2 separate regions of the Homo sapiens genome follow, and region 1 is linked to region 2. A link is a loop called in an ENCODE intact Hi-C map of the cell type or tissue named here. Cell type or tissue: Caco-2. All regions are shown on one strand. Each heading gives the region's core, and the rest is flanking DNA. Links, peaks and the distances in the headings are about the cores only.

Evidence for each region. Hi-C counts contacts between places; a loop is a spot of excess contacts. Peaks named below come from ENCODE experiments on the same cell type or tissue, not always from the same donor. Only the 100,000 strongest peaks of a DNase experiment are listed, where the experiment ranks them.
Region 1: a loop joins it to region 2, with 5 times the contacts of the local background. A loop is called at or near these places in 1 of 110 quality-filtered maps.

Annotation. Positions count from the first base shown.
Region 1 is chr11:129,496,323-129,513,101 of GRCh38, forward strand. No RefSeq gene overlaps it. Among named protein-coding and RNA genes, the nearest start is that of LINC01395, 110 kb to the right of the region's middle. In Caco-2, for the core only: no CTCF peak of the experiment used is centred there; no DNase peak of the experiment used is centred there.
Region 2 is chr11:129,420,144-129,436,922 of GRCh38, forward strand. BARX2 (BARX homeobox 2) reads left to right here. Exons shown (of 4, transcript NM_003658.5): 2 at 16,608-16,779. Among named protein-coding and RNA genes, the nearest start is that of BARX2, 53 kb to the left of the region's middle. In Caco-2, for the core only: no CTCF peak of the experiment used is centred there; a DNase peak (open chromatin) is centred at 7,448.

The sequences.
Region 1 (16,779 bases), core at 5,198-7,697, 75 kb after region 2:
AAGAAACTCCCTCAAAACCACACAACTACATGGCAACTGAACAACCTGCTCCTGAATGACTACTGGGTAAATCACGAAATGAAGGCAGAAATAAAGGTGTTCTTTGAAACCAATGAGAAGAAAGACACAACATACCAGAATCTATGGGACACATTTAAAGCAGTGTGTAGAGGGAAATTTATAGCACTAAATGCCCACAAGAGAAAGCAGGAAACACCTAAAATCGACACCCTAACATCACAATTAAAATAACTAGAGAAGCAAGAGCAAACACATTCAAAAGCTAGCTGAATACAAGAAATAATTAAGATCAGAGCAGAACTGAAGGAGATAGAGACACAAAAGAAAACCTTCAAAAAATCAATGAATCCAGGAGCTGGTTTTTTGAAAAGATCAAAAAAATGGATAGACCGCTAGCAAGACTAATAAAGATAAAAAGAGAGAAGAATCAAATAGACGCAATAAAAAATGATAAAGGGAATATCACCACCGATCCCACAGAAAGACAAACTACCATCAGAGAATACTATAAACACCTCTATGCAAATACACTACAAAATCTAGAAGAAATGGATAAATTCCTGGACACATACACCCTCACAAGACTAAACCAGGAAGAAGTTGAATCTCTGAATAGACCAATAACAGGTTCTAAAATTGAGGCAATAATTATTAGCCTACCAACTAAAAAAAGTCCAGGGCCAGACGGATTCACAGCCGAATTCTACTAGAGGTACGAGAAGGACCTGGTACCATTTCTTCTGAAACCATTTCAATCAATAGAAAAAGAGGGAATCCTCCCTAACCCATTTTATGAGGCAGCACCATCCTGATACCAAAGCCTGGCAGAGATACACAAAAAAAGAGAATTTTAGGCCAATATCCTTGATGAACATCAGTGCAAAAGTCCTCAATAAAATACTGGCAAACTGAATCCAGCAGCACATGAAAAAGCTTATCCACCATGATCAAGTTGGGTTCATCCCTGGGATGCAAGTCTGGTTCATCATACGCAAATCAATAAATGTAATCCATCACATAAACAGAACCAACAACAGAAACCACATGCTTATCACAATAGATGCAGAAAAGGCCTTCAACAAAATTCAATGGCCCTTCATGCTAAAAACTCTTGATAAACTAGGTATTGATTGGATGTATCTCAAAATAATAAGAGCTATTTATGACAAACCCACAGCCAATATTATACTGAATGGGCAAAAACTGGAAGCATTCCCTTTGAAAACTGGCACAAGACAAGGATGCCCTCTCTCACCACTCCTATTCAACATAGTGTTGGAAGTTCTGGCTAGGGCGATCACGTAAGAGAAAGAAATAAGGGGTATTCGATTAGCAAAAGAGGAAGTCAAGTTGTCTATGTTTGCAGATGACATGATTGTATATCTAGAAAACCCCATTGTCTCAGCCCAAAATCTCCTTAAGCTGATAAGCAATTTCAGCAAAGTCTCAGGACACAAAATCAATGTGTAAAAATCACAAGCATTCCTATACACCAATAATAGACAAACAGAAAGCCAAATCATGAGCGAACCCCCATTCACAATTACTACAAAGAGAATAAAATACCTAGGAATTTAACTTACAAGGGATGTGAAGGACCTCTTCAAGGAGAACTACAAACCACTGCTCAATGAAATAAAAAAGGACATGAACAAATCGAAGAACATTCCACGCTCATGGATAGGAAGAATAAATATCGTGAAAATGGCCATACTGCCCAAGGTAATTTATAGATTCAGTGCTATCCCCATCAAGCTACCACTGACTTTCTTCACAGAATTGGAAAAAAGTACTTTATAGTTCATATGGAATCAAAAAAGAGCCCACATAGCCAAGACAATCCTAAGCGAAAAAACAAAGCTGGAGGCATCATGCTACCTGACTTTAAACTATACTACGAGGCTAAAGTAACCAAAATACCATGGTACCGGTACCAAAATTGATATATAGACCAATGGAACAGAATAGAGCCCTCAGAAGTATCACCACACATCTACAACCATCTGATCTTTGACAAACCTGACAAAAACAAGAAATGGGGAAAGTATTCCCTATTTAATAAATGGTGCTGGGAAAACTGGCTAGCCATATGTAGAAAGCTGAAACTGGATCCCTTCCTTACACCTTATACAAAAATTTACTCAAGATGGATTAAAGACTTAAATGTAAGACCTAAAACCATAAAAACCCTAGAAGAAAACCTAGGCAATACCATTCAGGACATAGGCATGGGCAAAGACTTCATGACTAAAACACAAAAAGCAATTCCAACAAAAACCAAAATTGACAAATGGGATCTAATTAAACTAAAGAGCTTCTGCACAGAGAAAGAAACTACCATCAGAGTGAACAGGCAACCTACAGAATGGGAGAAAATCTTTGCAATCTACCCATCTGACAAAGGGCTAATATCCAGAATCTACAAGGAACTTAAACATATTTACAAGAAAAAAACAAACAGCCCCATCAAAAAGTGGGTGAAGGATATGAACAGACACTTCTCAAAAGAAGACATTTATGCAGCCAATAGGCATATGAAAAAATGCTCATCATCACTGGTCATCAGAGAAATGCAAGTCAAAACCACAATGAGATACCATCTCACACCTGTTAGAATGGTGATCATTAAAAAGTCAGGAAACAACAGACGGTGGAGAGGATGTGAAGAAATAGGAACACTTTTACACTGTTGGTGGGAGTGTAAATTAGTTCAACCACTGTGGAAGACAGTGTGGCAATTCCTCAAGAATCTAGAACTAGAAATACCATTTGACCCAGTGACCCCATTACTGGGTATATACCCAAAGGATTATAAATCATTCTACTGTAAAGACACATGCACATGTATGTTTATTGTGGCACTATTCACAATAGCAAAGATTTGGAACCAACCCAAATGTTCATCAGTGATAGACTGGATTAAGAAAATGTGGCACATATACACCATAGAATACTATGCAGCCATAAAAAAGGATGAGTTCATGTCCTTTGTAGTGACATGGATGAAGCTGGAAACCATCATTCTGAGCAAACTATCACAAGGACAGAAAATCAAACACCACATGTTCTCACTCATAGGTGGGAACTGAACAACAAGAACACAGGGACACAGGGCAGGGAACATCACACACCCGGGCCTGTCATGGGGTAGGGGGATGGGGGAGGGATAGCAAACCAACATGGCACATGTATACCTATGTAACAAACCTGCATGTTGTGTACATGTACCCTAGAACTTAAAGTATAATAAAAAATCAATTAAATGAAATAAACTCAGAAATGACACAAATGATGAAATTAGCAGACAAGGTTGTTAAAACAATTATTATAACAGTCATAATGTCTGAGATGAGAAATTCACTAAATCAGATTAACAGCAAAGTAAACATTGCGGAAGAAAAGATTTAGACATGGCAATAGAAACTATCCAAGAAGAAACATAAGAGAAGGCTGAAAAACAAAAACAGAGCATCAGGGAGCTGTGGAAAAACTTTAAACAGTACAATATATATGTAATCAGAGCTCCTGAAGGAAGGAAGGAGTGGGTGGGTAACAGAAAAAAAAATATTTAAGAAATAATGGCCAGGTGTGGTGGCTCATGCCTGTAATCCCAGCACTTTGGGAGGCCAAGGTGGGCAGATCACTTGAGGTCAGGATTTCAAGACCAGCCCGACCAACATGATGAAACCCCATCTCTGCTAAAAATACAAAAAATAGCTGGGTGTGGTGACCCACACCTGTAGTCCCAGCTACTTGGGAGGCTGAGGCACGAGAATTGCTTGAACCATGGAGGCGGAGGTTTCAGGTTGCAGTTAGCCTAGATTGGGCCACTGCACTCCAGCCTGTGTGACAGAGTAAGACTTTGTCTCAAAAAAAAAAAAAAGGAAAAATAATGGCTGAAAATGTTCTAAATTTAATGAAAATGTTAAGTCTACAGATCCAACAAGTTCAGCAAATCCCAAACCTAAGAAACATGAAGAACACTACACTACAGCACAAGTCACATCATTGTGAAATTAATTAAAACACATGATAAGGAGAAAATCTGAAAAGCAGCCAGGAAAAAAGATACATTACTGTACAGAAGAACAAAGATAATTACTGCCAATTTCTTCTTGGAAACATTGTAAGCCAGAAGACAGTGGAGCAATATGTTTGAAATACCAAAAGGAAAAGAAAACCCTTTCAACTTAGAATTTTACACCCCTTAAAACTTTCGAAAATGAAGGTGAAATTGACTTTTTTCAGACATTCAAAAGCAGAAAGAATTTATCACCAGCAGACCTATTTATTCTTCAGGCAGAAGAAAAATGAGAAAAATGACAGAAATCAGGTTCTACACAAGGGAATGAAAAGCACTGGAAATGGTAACTACATGGATCAATACAAAATAATTTTTATTTGTGTATCTTTAAAAGATAATTGATAATGCATATAAAAATAATATCATGCCTGTAAGCCACTCTTCACCAAAGCATTAAGAATTGCATTGGTAACAAAAGAAATTCAAGACCAGACACCGTGGCTTACACCTGTAATCCCAGCATTTTGGGAGGCTAAGGCAGGAGGATCACTTGAGCCCAGGAGTTCAAGACCAGCCTAGGCAACATGATGAGACCTCATCTCTACAAAAAATAAAAAAATTACCTGGACGTGGTGCATGCTTGTAGTCTCAGCTACTCAGATTGTTGAGGTGAGAGGACTGCTTGAGCTCAGGAGTTCAAGGCTGCAGTGACCTATGATTACTGTTGCACTCCAGCCTGGGTAACAGAGTGAAACCCCATCTCCAAAACAACAACAACAACAATAATAATAATAGGGGTTTTTATAGCATGTGTATATAAAAGGTATAGATACCAGATAAAAGTTTGAATCTACACAAACGATTAAGGAGACTGGAAATGGTAACTATGTGGATAAATATAAAAGATTTTTTCTCATTTTACAAACCTTTTAAAAAGTAATTATTTAAGCAAAAATAATAATAACAACACATTGTAGAATTTCCAACATGTGTAGAGGAAAAACATATGACAATAATAACTCAAAGGCTAAGAGGAGAGAAATGGAAGTATATTGTAGTAAGGCTTATGTAGTAAGTTTTATGTGAAGTACTATAATATTATTTGAAGATAAACTGTGATAAGTTACAGATATATACTATAAACCTTAAAGTAATCTCTAAAATAGTTAATAATACATATATTAACATATCATATACATGATACAGGTTGAACATCCATAATCCAAAAATCTGAAGTCTAAAATTCTCCCATAAGCATTTTTTTGAGTGTCATGTTGACACTTAAAAAGTAGATTTTGGAGCATTTTGGATTTTGGATTTTTAAATTAGGAATACTTAATCTGTATATATAAAAATTGTATTTATACATAGTTAAATGTAATATATGTGTAGGTGTTTATCAGCTATTTTATTAGGCTCATGAACATGTAGAATTTTTATATCCTCTGTTGAACTGGCCATTTTATCATTATGAGATGAACTTCATATGGAACTATAAAAATAATCTAGAGCATCACAGGAGGAAAAAATAAACACAAGTGGAACAAATTGAAAACAAATAGCAGGATGAAATATTCGAGCCTAACAATTAAATGTAAATGGTCTCCACCACCCCAATTAAAAGGCAGAGATTTTAAGATTGGATTGAAAAAAATAGCAAGATCCAACTATATGCTGCCTACAGGAAACCCACTTCAAATTCAAAGACACACCTAAGTTCAAAGTAAAAAGAATAGAAAAAGACATACCATGCTAACACTAGTTAAAGGAAAACCAAAGTAATATATTATTAACAGACTAAGTAGATTTCAGAATAAAGAATATTACCAGGGATAAAGAGGGTTTGCTCATAATGATAAAACAGGCCATTCATTAGAGGACATGACAATCCCCAATGTTCATGCATTTAATATAACATAGCATTGACATATAGGAAACAAAAACTGATAGAAAAATAGACAAATACACAATTATAGTTAGTGATTTTAACATGCCTATTTCAATAACTGATAGAGCATATAGACAGAAAATCAATGAGAATACAGAAAACTTTAACAACACTAGCATCCTGACATATTGGCATTTATAGAGCCCGCAGCACATTACACATTATTTTTAAGGATGTACAGAACATTTACCAAGATAAGGTATATTCTAGGCCATAAAACAAGTCACAATACATTTAATTCAAATCCAAGTATGTTGTCTTTCCACAATAGAATTAAATTAGATATCAATAGCAAAAAGACACTAGGATAATTTCTAAATATTTGCAAACTAAATAACATACAAGTAAATAACTCATGAGTAAAAAAAGAGACGACAGAGGAAACTAGAAAATTATTTTAAACTAAATGAAAATTCAACATACCAAATTTTGTGAGATGCAGCTAAAGTAGTAGATAAAGGGAAATTTATAGAACTAATACCTATGTTAGAAAAGATTAAATGATAAATAACAGAAATCATCTATTTTCAGCAGAAAGAGATTAAATACCGGGAGTTAGTGCTTATGAAAATCTTTGGAAGGGCTGAAGAAATGAATTTTAGGACGACACTACTAAACTTGCCAGTCAGAGAAGGGAGCTTCCTGCTTACCTTACCTTTTCAAGAAGCAGGAAAATTGGGAATCAAGAATCCACCACTATAAATGATGACTCTAGAAATACACCATTTTATCCACCATCCACACCACAGAAAGCCACCATTATGCAATAGCAAATTCCATAATCAAATGATGCTTCCTAAATCCAAACAGCAAAACATATATGCTCCCCTAATTCTGCCTTTTAACAACAATAAAGCTAAGGATTGGATAGTAGGAATCCTGCCAACTCTAACCAAAGAACAAAAAATCAAAACCAAAACCAAAACAAGAAAAACAAAGCACTTACACACATACACACCCCAAACTTCAACACAACCAAGACTAGCTAGGAGAATCAACAGAGATAACTAACAAAAGCATGGCCTCCACCTCAATTCTGCCTTCCAAATCTTACGTAGGAGCATGGGATTGGTGAATCCTAAATTACATCCTGAGTCATAACTGCAAAGGTATCTGAGACATGTTTTTAGTTTTCTAGACTCTGTTGTACAAGAAGGGTAAAATGGATAGCCCTTTCTTATCGTGGCAGCCAGCATTTTAAAATATCCTTCCTGTATTTTTTCAGATCTCCTATATTTTAAGACTACTCTTCTAAGGTAGAAGTCAACTAACTTTGCAGTCATGTGATCTAGGTTCTATCAATCAGATCCTTGCTGTTAGGACTTGAATGAAGAAGTGAGCTATGTGAGGAGGTGGCCAGATATGGGGGAACAAGTAACTGGTAGGCATTTTAGTGGAAGGTGGATGTTTCAGCAGAGGTGGCACTGGTAGTATCTCTGGCATCTGGCTCCAGGCATTACAGGTGCCAAACAGCATTTGTAGAGATATTTTTGGTGGAGAAGCTCTTGAGTGTGGTTGCTACTCAGCTTCAGAATATGTCTCTCTGGCTTTTCTGGAAATGCTGTGTACTATCTACCATACTTTAACAAATTCCTAACATTCCTTTTTTAAATAAACTAGTCACGGTGGATCCTGTTTGCAAACACAAACCCTAACTGATACAACAAATCCTCGGGTATGCATTTTAAGCAGGTTCCTTAGTGGAACTCTAGTTTCTTTCACAATAAAAAGAAAAAACAAAAGAAGAGAAAGATCCTCAGAAAACAAATGTACAGTAGGAGTTAGGTAATAAGGAGTTTTCGGATTACGTTTTGGATTCAGTAGATACTTAATGTAAATTTTCAGGCCATCTACATAAATTGGGCTTACAGTGAAATCATTCAGTGTAATGCCACTGAAACTCTGTAAGATCCTCTACCATCAGAGAGATATGGGGTATAATTCTTTTGTCAGATGTATGCATCCTGGAAACATTTTCTTCTCATCTGTAGTTTGCTACAGTCTAGCAAATCTAGTTTGTAGATTTTCCAAATAGTATCTTTATTGGGTAGTAGTTTTAATTTTGATGAAGTCTAATTTATCAAATATTTCTTTTACAGTTATTGCTTTCTGAGTCTTGTTGATGAAACCTTTACCTACCACCTTTTGGTTACAAAGATATTCTTTCTGTTTTCTCTTAAAGAAATTTCATGTTGGAAGAAAATAATAATAGGTACCATTTAGTAAGCACCAATCATATGCCAGATGTTTTATCTACATGATACTGAATGGCTACAGCAACGCTAGGAGGAATATTAATATTCCCATTTTACAGATGAGGAAGCATTCTCGGTTAAGTTAAATAGCTTGCTAAGATCAGCAATCCACCACTATCCACCACATTAGCGATATTGGGCAGTCAAGATTTGAATTCAGATATGGCTAGCCAAAAAGTCTATGGTTTTTCCGCTATATTACATTTTCTCTCTTCCCTTTCCCCATCAAGATGAAGACAAAGAGATGCAAAAAGTTTCTGGAGTCAGGAAAATTTCTAAAGAACACTTCAAGCCTGGAACTAAATGTAAACCTGAGTTAAATTTTCTGTTTTTGTTTTTTAGCTTGACTAGTATATATTTTTGTGTGAAGTGTTGAAAGAAAAAGTTCAGAGGTGCCACACCTCCCCAACAACCTCCACCTCCAAGAAGGACCTCTTGCAAAGTTTGTCGGGGGGACCTGAGACCAGGAGACAAAATGACTTTCAGAGAGCTCTCTTGACCCTGACATTGGATTTAGCTCTCTTCGTGTGGCCACAGGAATGGGCACATAGGTAGGAATCACTGTCCGTCACCCCCTGGAGTGTCCAAGCTCCTCACACAAGCAGGCAGGTGATACATTTTTCTGCATCTTTGGATGCCTAGAACCTTACACAATACCTGGCACTGAATTGAAAGACTGAATGAACAAATGATGATTTAACTTTACAGGCGTATTTCTGAAGCTGCAAATGCAGAAAGGACATGTGGCTTCTTTTAGGATCAATAGGTTATACTACTGAACCCATAACTTTTCAGCAGATTCCGTTGCTTCAGCAATAGGGAGGCTACATAGTACAGTGGTTAAGAACACATGCTTTCTCATCAAATAGATCCAAGGTCAAATTACTGGTTCTTCCACTTGCTGAGTGAACTTGTACAAGGTTACATAAGCTCTCTAAATTGCTTAAGGATTAAATTAGAGAGTGCATACAAAGAACTTGAACAATGCCAGGCATAGAGTAAGTGTTCAATAAAGAGGTGCTATCATTACAGAAGCTATTTCATAGTTCCTTGTTGTCTAAGCACAGGTTAAGTTCCTTTTGCCTGCCCCTTAATATTTGACATGCACTTATTAAAAAAAACCTTTCTAATAAATAAACATTTTTAATTTTGAGAGAGTTGTAGATTTACATGCAGTTGTAAGAAATAATACAAAGAAATTCTGTGTAGTCTTTACCCAGTTTTCCCTAATGGTAACATTTTGCAAAATCACAATATCACAACCAGGATATTGACACTGATAGTCAGGATACAAAAAAATTTCCATCACAAGTATCCTTCATATATCCTTCAAGTATTCTTCTTTTACAGTCCCACCCACTTCCTTTCAGCCACCACCACCATCCTTAACCCCTGGCAATCACTTATTTGTTCTTTTCATTTCTATGATTTTGCCATTTTAAGGATGCTGTATAAATGGAATCATACAGTATATAAACTTTTGCAATTGGTGTTTTCTTTCAGCATATTTCTCCGGAGATTCGTCCAGCATGTTGCATGGATCAATAATTTGTTCTTTTTTATTGCATGATTATTACATGATATGAGTGTGCTACAGTTTGCTTATCCATTTACCTGTTGAAGGACATATAGATTTTATAATTTGGGGTTATTACAAATAAAGCTGCTATAAACATTTGTTTGTGGTTTTTGTGTAAATATAAGTAAACATTTATTTGGAATAAATGCCCAGGAGTGCAATTACTGGGTCATGCGGTCGGTGCATGTTTAGTCTTTTAAGAAACTGGCAAACTGTTTTTCAGAGTGACTATTCCATTTTACATTCTCAGTAGTAATGTATGAATGATCCAGTTTCTCCACATTCTTGCTAGTATTTGGTGTTGTCATTATTTTTTATTTTAGCAGTCCTGGTAGGTATGTGGTAATATCACACTGTAATTTTATTTCCCTAAGGTTAATTATGTTAAACATCCTTTCATGTGCTTGTTTGTCATCTACATAACTTCTTAAGTGAATTATCTCTTAGCTACGTTCTAATTGGCTTGTTAGCTTTTTTACTATCGAGTATCTAGATACTAGTCCTTTGTCAGATATGTGGTTTGCAATATTTTTTCACATTATGCTTTTCCATATTTTTAACATGATCTTTTGTAGAGAAAAAGTTTTTAAATTTGATGAAGCCCAATCTATTTTATTCCTTTTATGGAACATGCTTTTGGTCTCAAGTCAAACTCTTTGCCTAGTTCTTTATCCCAAGATTTTTTCTTATATTTTTTTCTAAAGGTTTTATACTTTATGTTTTACATTTAAATTTGGATAAGGTGTAAGACCTAGGTCGAGGTTCATATTTTGGCCTATGGATTTCCAATTGCTCAGAACCATTTGTTGCTTGTTTTGAATTGCTTTTGCAAAAATTAGCTGAGCATATTTGTATGGGCTTATTTCTGGGTTCTCTATTCTTTCCCATTGATCTAAGTGCCTTTCCTTCTGCTAGTACCACAGTCTTGAGTTGTGTAGCTATATAGTAAGTCTTAAAATTGAGTACAGATGCTCCTCAACTTATGATGGGACTGTATCACAACAGACCCATCATAAGTAGAAAATACTGTAAGCCAAAAGCACATTGAGCACATTTAATGTACTGATGTATTTAATGTACATAAGTACATTAAATGTGCTCAATGTGTTTTTATAATAATAATATAATAATGTAATTTTATAATAATAATAATAATAATGAAACATCACTTAATGTAGCCTACTTTAAATGTGCTCAGGATGCTTACACTAGCCTGAAGTTGGGCAAAATCATCTAACATAAAGCCTATTTTATAATAACAAATAATAATAAGGCCTATTTTATAATAGAAAATTATTTATTATAATAATAAAGCCTATTTTATAACAAAATCATCTAACATAAAGCCAATTTTATAAAGCCTATTTTATAATAATAACTCACATAATTTATTGAATATCATACTGAAAGTGAAAAACAGAATGGTGTATGGGTACTCACCATTAACATACACAGCTGAAAACGACATTGTAAAGTTGAAAAATCATGAACCATTGTAAGCTGGGGTCCATCTGTAGGCTGGTTCCTTCCACTTCGTTCTTTTTCCAAGTTGTTTTAGTTATCCTACTTCCTTTCCTTTCCATAGAAATTTTGGATAATCTTGTATTAATAAGTATCTACCAAGAAAACCAAAAGCTTGCTGGGATTTTGATAGGAATTGTGTTAAACCTGTATATCAGTTTAGGAAGAATTTACATCTTTACTACGTTGAATCCTCCAATACATGAACATGAAATGTCTCTCCATTTTTTTAGATTTTCTTTTATTTCATTCATCAGTGTTTAATGTTTAACATATGTTTTATTAGACTGACATCTAAATATTTCATTTCTTGGGGTGATTAAAATGTTACTGTAGTTTTAAATTTGGTGTCCATTTTTAGTGTCATCACTAGTATATAGAAATACAACTGATTTGTCGGGCCAAGTGTGGTGACTCATGCCTGTAATCCCAGCACTTTGGGAGGCCGAGGTGGGTAGATCGCTTGAATCCAAGAGTTCTAGACCAGCCTGGGCAGCACAGCAGAACCCCATCTCTACTAAAAATACAATAAAATTCGCCGGGCACGGTGGCATGGGCCTGTAGGCTCAGCTACTCAGAGGGCAGAGGCAGAAGGATTGCTTGAGCCAGGAGGTAAAGGCTGCAGTGAGCCGAGATCTCACTACTGCACTCTAGCCTGCCCTGTCTCAAAAAAATAAATAAATAAATAAATAAATAAATAAATAATAAAAAGAAAAAGAAAAAGAAAGAAATGCAATTGATTTTTATATGCTTATCTTGTATTCTCTGGCCTTACTGAACATAGGAATGTTTTTTTGGATGCTTTGTGATTGTCTATGTAGAAAATTGTGTAATCTGCAAAAAGGGACAGTTTTATTTCTTCCTTTCTGATATTTATTCCTGTTTTTTTTTCTTGCCTTATTGCCTGGCTAGAATATCCAGCACTATGTTGAATAGCAGTGATAAGGGCAAATATCCTTGCCTTGTTTTCAATCTTAGAAAGTATTTAGTTTTTTATCACTAAGTAAAATGTTAGTTGTAGGGTTTTTGTAGATGCTCTTTATCGGGTTGAGGAAGTTCCTATTTGTGTTTTTCTGAGATGTTTTGTCACAAATGGTCAAATACTTTTCTGCATATAATCATGTGTTTTTTCTTCTTTATTAAAATGGTAGATAATATTGATTAATTTTCTAATATTGAACTAGCCTTGCACCCCTGGGGTAAATCCCACTTAGTTATGACGTATAATTTTATATATATATATTTTTTATTATTATACTTTAAGTTCTAGGGTACATGTGCACAATGTGCAGGTTTGTTACATATGTATACATGTGCCATGTTGGTGTGCTGCACCCATTAACTCGTCATTTACATTAGGTATATCTCCTAATGCTATCCCTCCCCGCCACCCCCACGCCACAACAGGCCCCAGTGTGTGATGTTCCCCTTCCTGTGTCCAAGTGTTCTCATTGTTCAATTCCCACCTATGTGTGAGAACATGTGGTGTTTGGTTTTTTTGTCCTTGCGATAGTTTGCTGACAATGATGGTTTCCAGCTTCATCCATGTCCCTACAAAGGACATGAACTCATCCTTTTTTATGGCTGTGTAGTATTCCATCGTGTGTATGTGCACATTTTCTTAATCCAGTCTATCATTGTTGGACATTTGGCTTGGTTCCAAGTCTTTGCTATTGTGAGTAGTGCCGCAATAAATATACATGTGCATGTGTCTTTATAGCAGCATGATTTATAGTCCTTTGGGTATATACCCCATAATGGGATGGCTGGGTCAAATGGTATTTCTAGTTCTAGATCCCTGAGGAATCACCACACCATCTTCCACAATGGTTGAACTAGTTTACAGTCCCACCAACAGTGTAAAAGTGTTCCTATTTCTCCAAATCCTCTCCAGCACCTGTTGTTTCCTGACTTTTTAATGATTGCCATTCTAACTAGTGTGAGATGATATCTCATTGTGGTTTTGATTTGCATTTCTCTGATGGCCAGTGATGATGAGCATTTCTTCATGATGAGCATGTCTGTTGGCTGCATAAATGTCTTCTTTTGAGAAGTGTCTGTTCATATCCTTCACCCACTTTCTGATGGGGTTATTTGTTTCTTGTAAATTTGAGTTCTTTGTAGATTCTGGATATTAGCCCTTTGTCAGATGAGTAGATTGCAAAAATTTTCTCCCATTCTGTAGGTTGCCTGTTCACTCTGACGGTAGTTTCTTTTGCTGTGCAGAAGCTCTTTAGTTTAATTAGATCCCATTTGTCAATTTTGGCTTTGGTTGCCATTGCTTTTGGTGGTTTAGACATGAAGTCCTTGCCCATGCCTATGTCCTGAATGGTATTGCCTAGGTTTTCTTCTAGGGTTTTTATGGTTTTAGGTCTTACATTTAAGTCTTTAATCCATCCTGAATTAATTTTTGTATAAGGTGTAAGGAAGGGATCCAGTTTCAGCTTTCTACATATGGCTAGCCAGTTTTCCCAGCACCATTTATTAAATAGAGAATCCTTTCCCCATTTCTTGTTTTTGTCAGGTTTGTCAAAGATCAGATAGTTGTAGATGTGTGGTATTATTTCTGAGGGTTCTGTTCTGTTCCATTGGTCTATATCTCTGTTTTGGTACCAGTACCATGCTGTTTTGGTTACTGTAGGCTTGTAGTATAGTTTGAAGTCAGGTAGCACGATGCCTCCAGCTTTGTTCTTTTGGCTTAGGATTAACTTGGCGACGCGGGCTCTTTTTTGGTTCCATATGAACTTTAAAGTAGTTTTTTCCAATTCTGTGAAGAAAGTCATTGGTAGCTTGATGGAGATGGTATTGAATCTATAAATTACCTTGGGCAGTATGGCCATTTTCACGATATTGATTCTTCCTATCCATGAGCATGGAATGTTTTGCTATTTGTTTGTGTCCTCTTTCATTTCATTGAGCGGTGGTTTGTAGTTCTCCTTGAAGAGGTCCTTCACATCCCTTGTAAGTTGGATTCCTAGGTATTTCATTCTCTTTGAAGCAATTGTGAATGTGAGTTCACTCATGATTTGGCTCTCTGTTTGTCTGTTATTGGTGTATAAGAATGCTTGTGATTTTTGCACATTGATTTTGTATCCTGAGACTTTGCTGAAGTTGTTTATCAGCTTAAGGAGATTTTGGGCTGAGACTATGGGGTTTTCTAGATATACAATCATGTCATCTGCAAACAGGGACAATTTGACTTCCTCTTTTCCTAATTGAATACCCTTTATTTCTTTCTCCTGCCCGATTGCCCTGGCCAGAACTTCCAACACTATGTTGAATAGGAGTGGTGAGAGAGGGCATCCCTGTCTTGTGCCCGTTTTCAAAGGGAATGCTTCCAGTTTTTGCCCATTCAGTATGATATTGGCTGTGGGTCTGTCATAAATAGCTCTTATTATTTTGAGATACGTCCCATCAATACCTAATTTATTGAGAGTTTTTAGCATGAAGGGCTGTTGAATTTTGTCAAAGGCCTTTTCTGCATCTATTGAGATAATCATGTGGTTTTTGTCATTGGTTCTGTTTATATGCTGGATTACATTTATTGATTTGCATATGTTGAACCAGCCTTGCATCCCAGGGATGAAGCCCACTTGATCATGGTGGATAAGCTTTTTGATGTGCTGCTGGATTCAGTTTGCCAGTATTTTATTGAGGATTTTCACAATGATGTTCATCAGGGATATTAGTCTAAAATTCTCTTTTTTTGTTGTGTCCCTACCAGACTTTGGTATCAGGATGATGCTGGCCTCATAAAATGAGTTGGGGAGGATTCCCTTTTTTCTTATTGATTGGAATAGTTTCAGAAGGAATGGTACCAGCTCCTCCTTGTACCTCTGGTAGAATCGGCTGTGAATCCGTCTGCTCCTGGACTTTTTTTGGTTGGTAAGCTATTAATTATTGCCTCAATTTCAGAGCCTGTTATTGGTCTATTCAGAGATTCAACTTCTTCCTCGTTTAGTCTTGGGAGGGTGTATGTGTCGAGGAATTTATCCATTTCTTCTAGATTTTCTAGTTTATTCGCATAGAGGTGTTTATAGTATTCTCTGATGGTAGTTTCTCTTTCTGTGGGATCGGTGGTGATATCCCCTTTATCATTGTTTATTGCATCCATTTGATTCTTCTCTCTTTTATTCTTTATTAGTCTTGCTAGCAGTCTATCAATTTTGTTAATCTTTTCAAAAAACCAGCTCCTGGATTCATTGACTTTTTGAAGGGTTTTTTGTGTCTCTATTTCCTTCAGTTCTGCTCTGATCTTAGCTATTTCTTGCTTTCTGCTAGCTTTTGAATGTGTTTGCTCTTGCTTCTCTAGTTCTTTTAATTGTGATGTTAGGGTGTCAATTTTAGATCTTTCCTGCATTATGATGTATAATTCTGTAATGTATTGTTGAGTTCTATATGCTAATATTTTCTTTATTTATTTATGAGAGTGTCTCACTCTGTCACCCAGGCTCGTGTATAGTGGGATAATCATGGCTCACTGTAGCCTCAACTTCCTGGGCCCAAGTGATCCTCCTGCCTCAGCCTCCCAAGCAGCTGGGACTACAGATGTACACCACCAGAGCCAATTAATTTATATTTTTTCTAGAGATAGGATCCTGCTATGTTGCCGAGGCTGGTCTTGAACTCCTGAGCTCAAGAGATCCTCCTGCCTTGGCCTCACAAAGTGCTTGGATTACAGGCATGAGCCACCATGCCCAGCCTGCTAATATCTTATTAAGGATTTTTTGTGTCTATGTTCATAAGGAATTAGTCTTTGGTTTTCTTCTTTTGAGCAGTTTTGTCTGGTTTCTGTATCCAGGTAATACTAGCTTCATCAACTTGGAAAGTGTTCCCTCTTCTTCAAGTTTCTTGAAAAAAGTGGTAGAATTAGTATTACTTCTTCTTTGAACATGTGGTATACTTCTCCAGTGAAACCATTTGGGCCTGAAGACTTTTTATTGGAGGGAGTATTTTAATTAAAAATTCAGTATCCTTATTATTTATAGTGATATTCAAATGGTCTTTTCCATGTTGGGTGAATTTTGGTAGTTTATGTTTCATATGGAATTGGTCCATTTCATCTAAGTTGTAAAATTTATGTGTATAGAGTTATTTGTAGTATTCCTTTATTCCCTTTTTGATATCTGCAGGGTTGGATAGCATTCTTGACATTGGTCATTGGGATTACAGGCATGAGTCACCACACCCGGCCTGACAAATCAGTTGTATTTCTATGTACTAGTGATGACACTAAAAATGGACACCAAAATTAAAACTACAATAACATGGTCTTTTCTTCCTTTATTTTTGTTAGTCTTACTGGTGGTTTGTCAATTTTCTTAATCTTTTACAAGAATCTTATTTGTTTTATTTATCTCTGTTGTTTTCCTGTTTTCAATTTCATTAATTTCTGTTATTTATTATTTCCTTCCTTCTTCCTGTTCTGAAT
Region 2 (16,779 bases), core at 6,439-8,938:
AACGCAATCCAAGGTCTACTGTTCCTTTCCCCCCTCCTCCTAAACATGTATTAGCCAAATTTGGGGAAATTTTCCAAGCAGAAGCTTTTTGGATTGGCTGTTAATACATCACATCATTAGCTGTGAATCTTGGATACACTCAAGCTCTCCCAAAAATAGACCACATGAAGGAGGAAAATAAGAACCCGAGGCCATGCAAGCACTCAGTATTTGGTGGCTCTTGCCCAGAAAGGCAATACAGTGATGTGAACAGAACACTCGTTTTCTCTCCTCTGGAGGCCTGAGCTCTGTTTCTAGTTCGGACCTCAGCTTTCTTCTGTGTGACTTTGTTTAATGCCCTCTGCCTCATCCATCAAAGACTGGATTAGAAAAAATAATCTCTCTTCTGTTATTTAGTGTGTTATTAGCTATAAATCACCTAATCTCAAAGTCTTAATTGTGCATGGTGCAAATATAGTCTTTTGCCTTTCGTAGTTACAGTCTGGATCACCCATGGGAATATCAGGTAAGTAAATAGTTTATAGTTTATTACTTCACCTCCTTGTGAACTGAGATGATTGAGCAGAGCTGGAGAAGTTGATATGCATGCATTAATATTTTGTTCTTTGCACACGTATTCAACTAATATTTGTTCAGTTGATACCCTGTGCAAAGTACAGGAAGAACACTGTGGGAGATAGAAGTAAAAGGCAAAAACTTTAAATGTGGTTGAGAAATATTAGAGAGACATATTGTTTCCTAGTGTAATATTAGTCATAAAATCATTGTACCTTGGTACCAAAAAGGGACCTTCAAAATCATCTCATTCCCTCATTTACGGATGAGGAATATTCAGAGCAAGAAAGACCTCACTGTGGCCCAGAGGCTGAGCAAGTTTAACGGGGTTGTCAAGGCCAGAGTTCAACCTTCATAGACAGGATTTGGCTCCGTGCAAGGGAAGAGAAAGGCCTTCTTGCTGTAGGGAGCAACTGTCTTTGGTCCTGGTAGCCAGTTGGATACCGTGGTTTGCGAACCGATGTGCATTGTGTTGCAAAATCTTATTGCTGTTATTCCTGTGGTTACCCCTTATTATAGTAGTGTCTTCAAGAGGAAGACTCAAACATGAGTAAATATTGATGTCTCATGTAAAAATTTTCCCTCAACTGTTTGGGGATGCACTGGCTGCCATTTATTCTTAACAGCTTAAATAAAAGAGAAAGGGAGAGGAACTCTCATTCTATCCAACAAAATCCTTCCATCAAACACAGAGCTTCCCTTTCCTCCTTACTTCAACAGGTAGATTCCTTCAAAGTTGGAATCCTTTTTGTAACATAGTTTGATGACCCCTGTGTGCATTGGATGCATAATCACTAAGGATACACATCTATTAGAAATGAATAGAATACCAAAAAGAGAAAATCAATGGGATTCCATAGAAGTCATATAACTGACTGCGTGAGATGGAAACATCCTGATGGAAATGCCTGTATGATGCCAGTCATCACAGTAATGGGAAATCTTCCGATCACTGACTATATTTTGGGGGCCTTGCCAGACACTGGTTTGTTTGCAGGTGCTCCGGTTTAATGACTTGCCTTCATGTTCCAGCAACGAGCTCTTCCTGCTTGTCCTTACTCTGTGGAACCAATTCCAACATCAGAAGTTGAAATGAGGCACAAATGCCTTTTCCTCTATTTTCTCTACTCCTCAGGTTTTTGGTTTTACTTTTTTTTTTGGACAGTTATAATTTGGCAAATTTGTATACTTTTATACTGGCATATCTTAAACTTTTACCTGTTGCTTTATATCATTCAGTTTGGATCACATTGGAATCTCAGCTAACCTCATTCTTAGAATGTCAGTTAAATGCCACTCTTTCATGAGAATCCTGATGGCCTATACTTGGTTAGATCTTCCTGAATACTCTTTTTCCTCCCCTTAGAGATGGGGTCTTGCTCTGTTGTCCAGGCTGGCCTCGATTGCCTGGCTTCAAATGATCTCCTGCCTCATCTTTCCCAAGTGCTAGCTTTACAGACATGAGCCACTGTGCCCAGCCCCTCAACACTCTTTATAGCACCTGAACTACTGCTTTTTAAATCATCTGCCATCCTGGCTAGACCCTACGCTGGACAAGGACCTGGTCTGTCTTTTATGCATTTATTTAATTAAATTTTCTTCCTTTTCCTTTTTTTAGAGATAGAGTCTCACTCTTGACACCCAGGCTGCAGTGCAATGGTGCAATCGTAGCTCACTGCCTCCTCCAACTCCTCGGTTCAAGTGATCCTCCTGCCTCAGCCCCCCAAGTAGCTAGGACTACAGGCACACACCACCACACCTGGCTAATTTTTAAAATTTCCATTGAGATGGGGTCTCACTATGTCGCCTAGGTTGATCTCGAATTTCTGGCTTCAAACGATCCTCCTGCCTCAGCCTCCCAAAGTGCTGGGATTACAGGCGTGAGCCATCGTGTCCAGCCAGGACATGGTCTTCTCGTGTATTGTTTTATCCCCAGTTAGTGTGTAGATCTCTTGTGTGTACAGTAGGGATTCCACAATTTATTTAGTTGAATTGGATTTTATTCTCTTTTTTTTTTTTTTTGAGATGGAGTTTCACTCTTTTCGCCCGGACTGGAGTGCAATGGCACCATCTCGGCTCACGGAAACCTCTACCTCCCAGGTTCAAGTGATTCTCCTGCCTCAGCCTCCCAAGTCATAGGCATTACAGGTGCCCATCACCACACCTAGCTAATTTTGTATTTTTAATAGAGATGGGGTTTCACCATGTTGGCCAGGCTGGTCTCAGACTCCCGACCTCAGATGATCCACATGCCTTGGCCTCCCAAAGTGCTGGGATTACAGGCATGAGCCACCCTGCCCAGCCAGATTTTATTCTCTTTTATCTCCCTTTGTTTTTAATTCTTTGCAACTAAGTCAAGCCATAGAGAGATTTAAGTCAGGATTAGAATGTGTAGGGAGAAGAATGAAATCAGATTGGATTTTTTTTTTTTTTCCCAAGACGGAGTCTTGCTCTGTCACCCAGGCTGGAGTGTAATGGCGTGATCTCAGCTCACTGCAACCTCCGCCTCCCAGATTCAAGCAGTTCTCCTGCCTCAGGCTCCCGAGTAGCTGGGATTACAGGCACCTGCCACCACGCCCGGCTAATTTTTGTATAATTAGTAGAGACAGGGTTTCACCATGTTGGCCAAGCTGGTCTCGAACTCCTGACCCCTTGATCCACCCACCTTGGCCTCCCAAAGTGCTGGGATTACGGGCTTGAGCCACTGCACCCGGCCCAGATTGGATTTTTAAAATTACATATTTTTTTGCATGTAATCAGGAACTTGCCTGTGGACCCAGGGGGCCACATGCAGAAAGGTAATCTCCAGTGGCTTTTTCTAGTAACTGGGTCCAGTGCCCTGACATTGTGCACATCTCCCCAGCATGCCTGGTGGAGATTCCTAAACCAGGGCTATAGTCCACTTCCAGGGCCATAGTCAGAGAAGGGGAGAAAGTTTCAAAACTTATGTGAAAAGGCTAATGAGTAACCTCATTGAATGTTTATCATTCTTGAAATTCTCTTTGGCCATTTTACTAGTCCTGTACTCTCTGGCTTGTGCTGCTGCCTCTTATGCTATATAATGCCTGTCTCTTCTATTGATGATTTCCTCTTCCAGCCCTGTTGATGAAGATGTACTCCAAGGTCCAGTCCTTCATCCTCTGTTTCTTTCTCTCTCTCTCCTTTTTTTTTTTTTTGTTGAGATGGAGTCTCACTCTATTGCCCAGGCTGGAGTGCAGTTGGCTCACTGTAACCTCCACCTCCTAGGTTCAAGCGATTCTCCTGCCTCAGCCTCCCGAGTAACTGGGACTACAGGTGCCTGCCACCATGCCTGGCTAATGTTTGTATTTTTAATAGAGACAGGGTTTCACTATATTGGTGAGGCTGGCCTCGAACTCTTGACCTTGTGATCCTCCCACCTTGGCCTCCCAAAGTGTTGGGATTACAGGCATGAGCCACTGCGCCCAGTCCATCCTCTTGTTTCTTAAATCTTTCTTCTTGGGAGATGAATTCTGCTTTCAACCCTTCAACTTTGGTTTTGAGTGAATTTATGCATTCATCTCAGAGCCCTTCTGGGGAGCATCAGCTTGTGACTGTCTCTGACACTTGGATGTGTGATTGTCACTTCAAACTGTAAGCCTCATGTTTTCTCCCAAAACATTCCCACGTTGCAGACATCAGATTTCTCTCAATGGCCCTAAATCCAGCAGTCACCTCGAGCGTCTTGAGTCTTCCCCTTCCTGTGTGTCTGCCTGTCTTCTCCCCACCCTGCAGGTTGTTTCCAGATACTACTGGATTTTCCTCGACAATGCCTCTGGAATCCATCCCTTCCTTCCCCTCTTGGAACTCAGTTCCTGCTCTTTTCACAGCTCACCCTGTCACCAGGCACTGTACTCTCTAGAATTCCTACACTTCCTACACCACTCAGCCTTTGCCACATGTTTCTTCATTTCCCTCTTTACCTTTAAATAATTAGTTTTTTTGAGGGCAGAGATCAGGAATTGCTTCTCTTCTTGTCTCTACCAGTCAGCACAGAGCTGAGTAGCTGTTCAACAGAGTTCCCTAATGATGATGACAGTGAACCAGAGGATTCCTCCCAGGAAATTTTGTGTGTGGACTTTGCCTCTGTGAATGCCAGGATGTCAGCTAGAAATGATTGAGCACAAGCTATGAGGCAGAGGGATGGATGAGGTTAGCACAACAAAGCAGTGTTGTGACTTCTTAGTGAATAGAGACATCTTTACAATATGGAACATTCACTGGATCTGCTAAGTTGGGTGATTGAAAAAAATCAGTGCCTTTTTTGGAATAGTTCTTCATTGTCTTTCATACTCATTTGCAATGTTATCCCCCAACAAGCTTGTAGAGAAGTATTACTATTGCCTTTTTATAGAAGAGAAAACAGAAGCTTCGAAATATGACCAAGGTCATAGAGCTCAAAGGTGTCAGAACCACATCTCTAGCCCTGAAATCCTGATTCCAGGTAAAATCAATTCAACAAAGCATGGAGTTAAGCACCAGGAAGATGGAGTTTCAAATTTTTTTCCTAAAGAAGTTTTCAATCTCGTGAGAAACAGATGGGTAAACAACATAACTCCTAATTCAAGGTTTGAATTAAGTAAGAGTGAATCAGGACACAAACAGAATGTGTGGGTGCATGAAGGTAGGAGTGAGTGATTCTGTCTTTGTACTAAACAGCAGCTGTTCCTGGCAGCTTTCCGTCAGGGAGTGCTTGTGAAGCATGGATGAAAGCAGGTGTGGGTGTATATGGAAAACAGCATGGCCGGGAGGAGAAAGACCACACCATGTCCATGTGCTAACTGGCCAATGGAGGTGAAGGGTGGTGGAGGCTGCGGGCTGGATGATGACTGAATTAGGTGATGTGACATTTTAGGCAGCATGAGAAAGTCTAGAAACCTACCTGTTGGGCTAGCTTAATCGATCTCACTTAGCTCCAGCATTGCTGAGTGGTTTTGTGGGTGTCTACATTTCTAGTGATATTGCAGGGATAAGGTGATAAGACTTGGCTTGTCTCTGCAAAGTGAAGAATATGAAAAGAAGGTGTGAAGCAATCAGGCTTCCAAGGTCTCTCTGATGTCCTTTGCTTATTTTCCAAACTTTCTTCATTTTTCTAAATCTCCCCAATCTTTTCTCCCCACTCCACCTCTCTGCCCTTTATTTTTAAACCTTTGTAAACTTCTTAAGTTTTTATTTAACTGGAGGGTTATTCCAGAGTCTCTATCATGGTAGTCTAATATGGATTTTAGAATAAATTTATTCCGTGTTTCTAATTCATTTACATTTAACTCACAAAATGCCCTTCCTCCTTTTTTTTTTTTTTTTAATGAGGTAGTTAATGTTGCTAAGACATTTTGTCAGCCTTTGAGTTGGCCTCTTAAAACATTTTCTGTTTTCTTCAGTCACACAAAACTGGAATCTGTAGAGAGTGCATCTGTTTCATTCACTCTTGCTGGACTAGAAACTTGGTGAATCACAGTTAAAAGGCTACTCAGAATCTCTTTGTATTTCCTCCCTCCCTCTGTCCTCCTCTCTCCTAGGCTTACAGATTATGCGTATGGGGACACGGTCATGGAACTTTCACATCTGGTGACCACCAACACTCAGCTCGCTCTCAGCATAAGACAGGGCAAAGTAACTTACTTTAACCACCCTGTATCTGTTTTCCATGCTGGTTTTTTTTTGTTTTTTTTTTGAGACAGAGTCTCACTCTGTTGCCCAGGCTGGAGTGGAGTGGCACAATCTCGGCTCACTGCAACCTCCATCTATCGAGTTAAAGCAATTCATCTGCCTCAGCCTCACAAGTAGCTGGGATTACAGGTGTGCACCACCACGCCTGGCTAATTTTTGTATTTCTAGTAGAGATGGGGTTTCACCATGTTGGTTGGCCAGGCTGGTCTTGAACTCCTGACCTCAGGTGATCCTCCCACCTCAGCCTCCCAAAGTGCTGGGATTATAGGCGTGAGCCACCACACCTGGCCCCGCTGCCTGCAGTTTTTAGAAATTGGCTTTGGTTCTGTCTTGTGACCCCCAACTCCATCCTTCCTTGCCTGTTACTAACCTTGAGAAGGGCTGTGCCTTGGGACCCTCAAACTTTTCTGTGGATTTTTTTTTTTTTAACAGATCTACTAAACCCAAGTAACTATTTGGGGAGTGTTGGTAGTTTTAGGAAGATGTCCAGCCAGGTGAGCCCTTCCTCTGACTTCTCTGAGCTCCCTGGTTGCTGTCAGTCTCGGTATATGGCTGCAAGGGCATTGGAAGACTTCCATTGAGCAAAGAGAAACTGGCCGACTCTGCTACTGCTGAATCTTGCTTTGCATGTGAATGCACAGATGATAAGAAGATACGTATGCATGCTTCACAAGTAGGTGTGCTTTCTTGATAAGAAAATTAATCTACTTTAATTTGGCTCAATCACTGAGCATTATGAAACTAAGTGAAGGGAGAGAAAGAAAGGGAACCAAGTGCCCCCTGGGCACTTCACATACATTAATGCCGTTAATCCTCACGATAATCCAGGAGGGAGAACTGTTATTGGCCTAACTTTATAGGACATTGAAATCAAGAAAGACTTGGTAACCTGCTCACTGTGTGAGTCAGGAATAGAGGCCTTATTTTTTCCACTACCTCAAACTACCAGCCAGTTGGTAGGAACGGGAGCTTAGGGGAATACTTCGGTGTGGGTGATTTTATGTTTTTTTTCTAGGAAACTCAGCTATAGCTGCCCAGTTATCCATGGCGTACATCTTCCAGGTTATCTGCATACTTCTGGACCAGTGTCTTTGTGTGTGCGTTGTTTATGTCCCTCTGAAGCTTTCTGTGTATATATAGGTCACACATTCCTGCAATGTAAATCAGTCAAGCAGGCAGCTTAGAAATTCTTATCCATTCAGACCTTTGGCCTTTGCTTGTGTAAACTGGAAATGTGGGTGTGGAGAGTCAATGTGGGGACTAGAATGTTGGAAGAATAGAAGAGAAGCCCACAGGAGGTGTGTGAGGGCAGAAACTGTACTTGGGGGATTTTGCCCTGAGGTTCAAGTATGGCTGTAGCTGCGGGGACCTGGCTTCTGCCATGAAGGAGGACTTAGATGGAGGAGCTGTGCCAAGAACCAGCAACCCTGGAGTGGGTACATGCCTGGCCCAAGCATGTTCACATGCACGAGTTCACTGACAGCTTTCAGAACCAGCATGACTGAAAATACTCTGTTTAGCCTACCAAATGTTCCACATCTCCCCAAGCTCCCAGGATGTCTCCGGCACCCACCAACCACTCATGTACTCAGGTTTTCCAGAATCCAAAAACAGATTCTCAAAAAGGCCGAACATTTGGCAGGGAAGTATTTCTAGGTAAATGATATGCACAGTTATGTGATCTCCATCCCAGAGGGAAACATTGGCTAAGAGGATTGGTTGAAGAAAAACAACTATTAGAAAATGTGTTCAATGGGGTCATGTTTATGCTCCTTCTGTCAACTAAAACTGTGTGTTTAAACAATGTCTTTGGTTTATTACAGTCATCACACTGTCAGTAGCAGATAATGTGCTTGAATTTCACAAGTGTATGTAAATGATCTAGGGTAGCAGGGCAGCTGTCCCCAGTCAACGTTTTCACATTGTGATAATTCTCAGGAAAGAGAAAGACATACTTAAGAGTTGTACGTTATCTGTCTTCTCAGTAACCAAAGTGTCTCCTAATGTATGCATTAATTTATAATTTGGCACTGTTTTTAAAACCTGGGTTTGATTTTTAGTCAAAATACAGATTTATGGTGGGATTTATTTCACAGTACTTTTTTGCAAGAGTAGGAAATGTTGGAATGCAAGCGCTTTGTGAAATTAAAGCTCTGGGTCAATGCTACTTTGTTGGAAATCAAGTCATATATTAAAATTAGAAAAGACAGCAAGCAGCTGGCTCAAGTATATTTTGTCTCACTTTTCTGCTCCCCATGGGCTTGCTTTTCGGAGAGATCCAGTGGTTTGTAGCACACACATTACCCACCAACTCCCATTCCAGCCGTGCCTGTTCTTCTGAACTTTAGAGACACATATCAAATACCAAGAGCTCAAGACAGTGCCTCATTGCGATTCTATTTGTTGACAATGGTGATCCTTTTAAGATCCTGAAATGTTTCTCAGCATCACGGCAGCTTTGTGTGTGCGCCTCCAACTTCACGGGGGCGCTCTCAGCCAGTGGGGAAGAGTACACTCTTAGAGCGGAATTTGCATCAGAACGTTGGGTCAAGATTGCTGAAACAATGGACTTTGGTGATTAGGATGTTGCTTTAAGTCACTATTATTTATTAGAAGTTGTGTTTTTTTTTTTTTTTCATGAAGATTTTTCATTAGGTTTAAGCTTTATGGAACCAAATTGCCCAAATCTCTGGAAGTCATTTTTAAATAACCAGCAATTGCTTTTCAGCCTACTAAAGGATAGGATCATCAGTAGAATCATTTCTATAAATTAATCTATAAGGTTAGTGTAACTCTAATCAAGTTTTTAATGGGACTTGCTTTCTTTAGAGTCTAACAAGTTGATTTCTAAAGTTCAACTGGAGGCCGGGCATGGTGGCTCACACTTGTAATCCCAGCACTTTGGGAGGCTGAGGTGGAAGGATCACTTGAGGTCAAGTGTTTGAGACCAGCCTGGGCAACACAGGGAGACCCTGCCTCTAAAAAAAAATTAGCAGAGTGTGGTAGCATGTGCCTGTAGTCCCAGCTACTTGGGAGGCTGAGACAGGAGGATTGTTTGAACCTAGGAGTTCAAGGTTACAGTGACCTATGATTGCACCACTGTACTCCAGCCTGGGTGGCAGAGGGAGACCCTGTCTCTAAGGAAAAAAAACGGAAGTTCAACTGGAAAAATAAATTAATGTCAATAGCCAAGAAAATTCTGTAAGCAAAATAAAGGGGGGACTCGTTCTACCAGATAAGAAAACTCCCTAAAACCCCACAATCATTAAAGTGGAGTGATCCTATAATAGGATCATATATTAGTTCAGTAGAACAGGACAAAATCTGGGAATAGACCCATGTATACATAATATAACCCAACTATTTCTAGGGCCCCATATGGCCTAGTGGATGTAAATCAGAAATCTGACTGTGGAAGCCTTGAATATGAAGATCTTTATTTTACTTGTTCCTAAAGGAGTATATTCATGGATTTCACAAAGTATACTCCCTAAAATATTTTCCAGAAATCTTGTCTAAATAGCCTTCACTCTCCTGCAAGGTGCAAACTCACGGCAGCCTCTAAAAATGTGTCCCCATCTCTCTGGTCTTCGTGGTTTTCTAACTTTCTCTTCCCCCACCATTCCCTGCCCCCCATACATTGTGTTCCCAATTTGTGACCACCTCCACAGAGGGCAGCCCTTGGGAAGGGTAGTTTTTTTCCCCAGTTGGCTGCTTTTCTGGAGAGCGGGATATTCCCGGAATTCTGCTGATGGAAATTCCCCAGGAGACTCCCAGAATTCTGATGAGCAAAAATTCCCAACTTCATTTCTTTGGGAATTTACTGTATCTTAACCCTGCCATTTTAAGTCACTGAACTAGTCAATATATGGTGTTAGGGTTTTTGGCTATCCATTCAGAAAAAATGTGACATACTTATATTTTGTAAAATAACCATTTTGTAACTATATGTTTCAATAGATTAATATACATATTACTGGATTTAGGTCATATATATATATGTACATAGGAACAATTCTGTAAGTTTATCTCTAAGATTTGGGGTTGAAAGCAGTGAGGGGAGTCTTCTACTTTATGTAGTTTTGAATTGTTTTAAATTTATTTTGTAGCAAATGTGTGTAACATTTTAATTTTTTTTGAAATTTCCTTTTAATTTATATTTAGTAAAAATTCACTATTTTGGTAGAAGAGCAAGTTTTGACAAATGCAAAAAATTATATAACCACCACCGTGGTTAAGATACAAAACAATCTTAGCACCTCCCCTGGCATCTCCTCCAGTCCCAGCCAGTTCTCCTGTGCTTCCCCTTTGTGGTTAAGCTCTTCCCCGACCCTTAACCTCTGGCAGTCTATTCTCTATTCCTAGTTATGCCTTTCCTGTAATGTCCTATAATAGAATCATATAGCCTTTTGAGTCTGGCCTCTTTCACTTAAGCATAGTCATTTGAGATTCATCCACTATTCATCAAGTTTTTTGTTTTGTTTTATTTTTTTGAAACAGAGTCTTGCTCTGTCGCCCAGGCTGGAGTGCAGTGGCATGATCTCTGCTCTCTGCAACCTTCACTTCCCGGGTTCCAGCAATTCTCATGCCACAGCCTCCTAAGTAGCTCGTATTATAAGCACGCACCACCACGCCCGACTAACTTTTGTATTTTTAGTAGAGACAGGGTTTCGCCATGTTGGCCAGGCTGGTCTCAAAGTCCTGGCCTCAAGAGATCTACCACCTCGGCCTCCCAGTGTGCATCAATCGTTTTATTGCTTTATATTTCTGAGTAGTATTTCGTTGTGTGTCTGTACCAGTTTTTGTTTATCCATCCCCAAATGAGGGACATTTGGATTGTTTCTAGTTTTTGATAATTACTAATAATTCTGCTATAAACATCTGTATACAGGGTTTTGTGTTCTCTTTTCACTTGGGTTAATATCTGGGGGGTTTTGCTAGGTCAAATGGTAAGCGTTTGTTTAACTTTATAAGAAACTACTAATTCTCTTTCCAAAGAGGCCGTACCAGTTTGCATTCTCGCCAGCAATGAAGGAGAGTTCCAGTTGCTCCACATCCTCACCAGCACTTGATATTGTCAGTTCATTAAAAACGTCAACTGTTCTAGCAGCTGTGTAACAGTACCTCTCTGTGGTTTTTAATTTGCATTTCCTTCATTAGAATCTTTTCATGTGCTAATTTGCCATATGTAGAACCTCTTTGGTAAAGTGTCTTTTCAAAACTTTGGCACGTTGTTATAGGGTTATTTTTTAATTGTCAAACTTTGAGAGTTCTTTATATATTCCGGGTAAAAATCATTTGTCAGGTGTGAGATTTGTCAGGTCTCACAGTCTGCAGCTTTTTTCATTTTCTTAACAGTATCTTTTACAGAGCAAAAATTGTTAATTTTGATGAAGACCAGTTTTTTGCCTTTTTATTTTATGCATCATGCTTTTGGTGTCATGGCTAAGAATTCTCTACCTAACCCAGTGTCACAGAGATTTTTCTCTAATGTTTCTTTCTAAAAATTTTATAGGTTTGTGTTTCTACTGAAGGTCTATGATCCATTTTGAGTGAATTTTTAAAATAATTTATGAGGTCAAGGCTCTTATTATTTTATTTATTTTTATTTTTATTTTTATTTTTTGCATCTGGATGTCCAATTGCTCCAGCACCATTTTTTTAAGCAATTATTTTTAAAAATTTTTATTTTACTTATTATTTATTTTTTGAAATGGAGTGTTATGAGTGCAGTGGCATGATCTCAGCTCACTGCAACCTCCGCCTCCCGGGTTCAAGGGATTCTTATGACTCAGCCTCACAAGTAGCTGGGATTACAGGTGCGTGCCACCACACCAGCTAATTTTTGTATTTCTAGTAAAGACGGGCTTTCGTCATATTGGCCAGGCTTGTCTCGAACTCCTGACCTCAAGTAATCTGCCCACCTCGGCCTCCCAAAGTGCTAGGATTACAGGTGTGAGCCACCACACCCAGCCTCATTTGTTGAAAAGACTACTATTTCTCCACATTAAATGATGTTTCTTTTAAAAGAATGAATGTGATTCAAGAACCCAAACATCTTTTGACATAAAGGGAGAAAATTGACATAAAGCGAGAAAATTCTCTAGACCTTTGGATTCTGAATGGGCTAAAGAGCCCCCCTTTCCCAGGAGAACACCCACAATGTTTGTTTTACTAGAAGTGTCATAAAACTAAACACATTTTATACTCAATTTCTGGGATTTCTAGACTGATTTTCTTTGCCTAGCTTTTAGAAGAAGTTTTAACCACTCCTTGGGATCAAGGGTCAATGAAAGATTATTCTTTTTGACAAACTGAACATAAAATTAAACTTTAGAATGGGAATGAAACTTATAACTCATTTAATGTAACTTTCCTTTTTAAAAAATTTTAAAAAAAAGATACGCACCTGTGCAAAATGTGAACAATGCAGAAGTATCATCTAGATTTGGGGATGCCAAGGGACATGGGCTTTCCTACTGCTTCTCTGTCCCCTCCTCAGTGTCTTTGGCCGGCTCGTCTTCCTCTCTGTGACCTGAGATGTTGGCGTGCCCCAGAGTTCAGCCCTTGTATTTCTTCATTTTTTTATTCCACCCACTCCCTTGGTGATCTCATGCAATCCCATGGTCCAATATGCCACATAGACTCCCAGGAATTGTGTCTCTAACCCAACCTCTATCTGACTGACTCCTCAACATGTGCAAGATGTCTAATAGCAACTTACCTAACACAGAAATCATGGTTTTCTCACTTAATCCTGCTTTTTGCCCAGTCTTTCCCATCTTGGTAAAGGGCACCATCCTTCCTCCAGTTGCTAAGACCAAAACGTCAGGCCTCTCCTGGCAACTCTCTCTCTCATACCTGACATTCAGTCCTTCAACAAGTCCTCTCAACCTTAACTATAAAATGCACCCCCTCTCACTGCTGTAGCTGCTGCCTCTGGTCTACTGGCCTCCTCACTGGTTTCTCTGCTCCCACCCTGGCCCCTGCAGTCCAACCTCCTTAGGGATCATTTAAGACATCAGTCAGATCATGTCCTCCCTCAGCTCACATCTTGCCAATGGCTTTTTTAAAAATCACATTTTGAATAAAATCCAAGTGATTTGCCCTGACCTACAGGGCCCTGCGTAATCGGGCTCCAACAGATCTCTTCCCAGTTTTCTCTCCTGTGACTTCTGCCCTTGCCTACTCTGCCTTTCTGCTGGTCTTTCAACCCATGCTCATTCGGCCTTTAGGGCTTTGCCTGTGCTGGTTCTGGGGCTGGGGTGCTTGTCCCGTACCTTCTCCAGGCTCTCCTCTGCGTGGGGGTGCTTACCTGCAGAAGGGTCATCTTCCCACCATGGCCTTCCCTGACTCCTCATCCCCAATACTGCCCTCTGCCCCACCTGCCCCATCTTCACACTTTGCTGTATTTTTCATCATAGTTTATCACTACCTGGCACTATTTACATATTTACTTGTTTATTTGTTTGCTGTCTGCCTCCCCAAATGGATGTAAGCTCCATGAAGGTAGGACTTTATAGTATTCGTTGCTATCTCCCCAGCTTCCAGAGCGGAGTGTAGCCCATAGTAGATGCTCAGTAAATATTCATGGCTGGATTGAATGCAGGATTAGATGCAAATGTGTAGATTCCTTTTCACCCTGTTTTATTCCAAGCCCAGAGGTTATCACTGTTAACAGTTTGATAACTAGCCTTCTAGACTTTTAAAAATGCATTTATAAAGGCAGACAAAAAAAAAATCATAGTTTTAAAGAATAATACAAATGATTTTACATCATATTTTTCTCAATAATATATTAGGTATTTTCTCGTATTAGTTTATATATAGTTTATCCATCTATTCATCTCTCTTTCTCATCAGTTTATATGTTTTTTTTTAAGAGACAGAATCTCTGACTGGGCACGATGGCTCACACCTATAATCCTAACATTTTGGGAGGCTGAAATTGGAGGATTGCTTGAGGCCAAGAGTTCAAAACCAGCCTGGGCAACAGAGACCCTGTCTCTACTTTAAAAAAAAAAAAAAAGTAAGTAAAAAAAAAAAAAAAAAAAAAAAAACAGAGACACGGTCTCACTCTGTTGCCCAGGCTGGTCTTGAACTGCTGGCTTCAAGCAGTCCTCCAGCCTCAGCCTGCCAAAGTGCTGAGCCACCACACCTGAACTAGATAGTACTTTTTAATGGTTACATTGTAGTTCATACTATGGATGTACCACAATTTATTTAATTATTTTCCTGTTGAGAGATATTAATATATAGGTTATTTCCCCTGCTCATGATTATAAGCAAGGCTGCAGTGAATATGCTTGTATATAAATCTTTGTACGCATAGACCTCAAATTACGAAATTCCCTGTCAGTGACTTGGTAGATACTGCTTAATTTGTCCTCAAGGATTATACTGTTTTATACTCCCACCAACAATATATGAATGCCTATTTCCCCGTATGCTTGCCAATGCTAGATATTACCACACTTTCAAAATATTATTCAATGTTGGGTAAAAAAATATTTAACTCTCTTACAAAAGAGAAAGGTGATACAAAGCCTTCCTTACAGGTGGATTGTTAGTCATTTCCTATAATGATAAGCTTCTTAGTTTCTAGATTACACATTAGCCTGCTAAAGAAAGATAGTCTCTTTTGAAAGAAGTGACAGACTTAAAGGAGTAAGGTGATTTAAGATGAGAAACATCTTATGCCTTTTTAAGAAGCTTCCAACTTCTTTTCCAAGAAGTATCATTTCAGGATGTGTGCTGTGAGATCCAAACCACAAGCCCACATATCCTCATTTTCTTGCTCTAAAATATCACTCCCAGGTGATTTTTTTTTCTTAAAAAGAATCCACAGCACAAAACATCAAGTGTTGGAGTTGGCTGGAGAGTTAATGGAAGTTGTAGCAAGTGGTGATTTATTGTTATTTAACCACTTTGTGGTTTCTGCTGGGCCTAGCTAGAAGTGTACTCAAAGAATAAGAGAAGCTATTTGTTTTATCAACTGTGACTGGGGGCCAAACAAAGGCATGGGAAGGAATAAGAAGAGAAATGCCAACCCAGAGAAGAGAGCTGGAGCACAGGTAGTACCTGGATGCTTCTGTGATGTTAGTCGGTTTCAACTCAGAGCTAGTGTGAATGTTGGTTGGCTCAGATGCTGGCTGTGGCCTTGAAGTCACTTTTCAGGGCTGGACTGAGTCCCAAAGGGCAGTCCCTGGGTCTTCTCCATTTTCATCAGATATCAAATGGGGAGGATGAGAGGTCCTTTCGTGGCATCAGTATATTAGAGTTTGAAGGATTCTTTAGAATCAGCTAGTTTTCTTACTCACCTTATAGATGATGAAACTGAGAGATAAAATGATTCACATAGGTAATGATCCAGACATTTTAAGCTCTGTGTTGAATAATCAAAGGGAAAAGCTCTTTACTTGAACTTTACAGATTTAACAGATTGTTGGACAGAAAAGAACTCTTGCCTTGAAATTCCTAACGCAGGAGTGGCATATAACTGGTATGTATGCCACCATACCCTGCCCCGGCCACATGCCCATAGCAGACATTGTTAATCGACCCAGCACCTTTTCCTCAGCCAAGCTCTGGCCAGCCTGAGAATCCTCCTTAACATAGTGCTGGAGGCGCCAGTCATACCGATCTGAGCTTTCATGTGATTTAAAATCTGTTTGCCTCCCTCTTCTGAATGATGTATCCATGTGATTCATGATGTGCTGATAGCATGGGACTTCAAGTCAGAAGAACTTGGTTTGACTCCTCCATCTGCTGCTTCCTAGTTACGTTATCTTAGGCAACTCACTTAACCTTCCTGGGGCAATTTACTCCCTCTGAGATGAGAAAGTTGAATTAAATAATCCGAAAGCATCCTGTCAAGCTCTGAAAAATGCTATGCTTCAAGGTACACAGACTTCTCAGGAAGAATTCATAGCTACAAGCATGTCTTTTTATAAAGACCACAGGTGGTTCTCAGGAAGTTTGCATATTACAAATCTATTTCGGGTTTCTGAAATATGTGTCTCTAGCTTTTCCTGACTACTTCTTTTCATCTGCCTGGTCCCATGGACCAAGAATTTAGGGATTCCGAAGGGAGAGAGGGGAAAGATCTGCTTAAAACCAGAGGACTTGCAGGAACCTCTTCTGGGCCGTGGGCTTCATCTTCCCACACAGAGCAGAGCAGACCTCTGTGCCTGCCCTGCAGCTGTAGGTCTTGAGTTACCTCTCCTTCCCCTTCCTCCATCTGTACCTCCTTAAGAGCAGGGCCCTCCCTGTCAGACAGACCTCAGCCAGCGGCCCTCCGCAGGTCCTGGCCTGCTTCCCCACACCGTTCCCTGTGGTGACCTGCCTCCCTGCTTGTTTTCCAGGCTCCCCTTCCCTGCGGGCATATCCGCTCCTCTCGGTGATCACCCGCCAGCCCACTGTCATCTCCCACCTGGTCCCTGCCACCCCGGGAATCGCCCAGGCACTGTCCTGCCACCAGGTCACCGAGGCGGTCTCTGCTGAGGCCCCAGGGGGCGAGGCCCTAGCCAGCAGCGA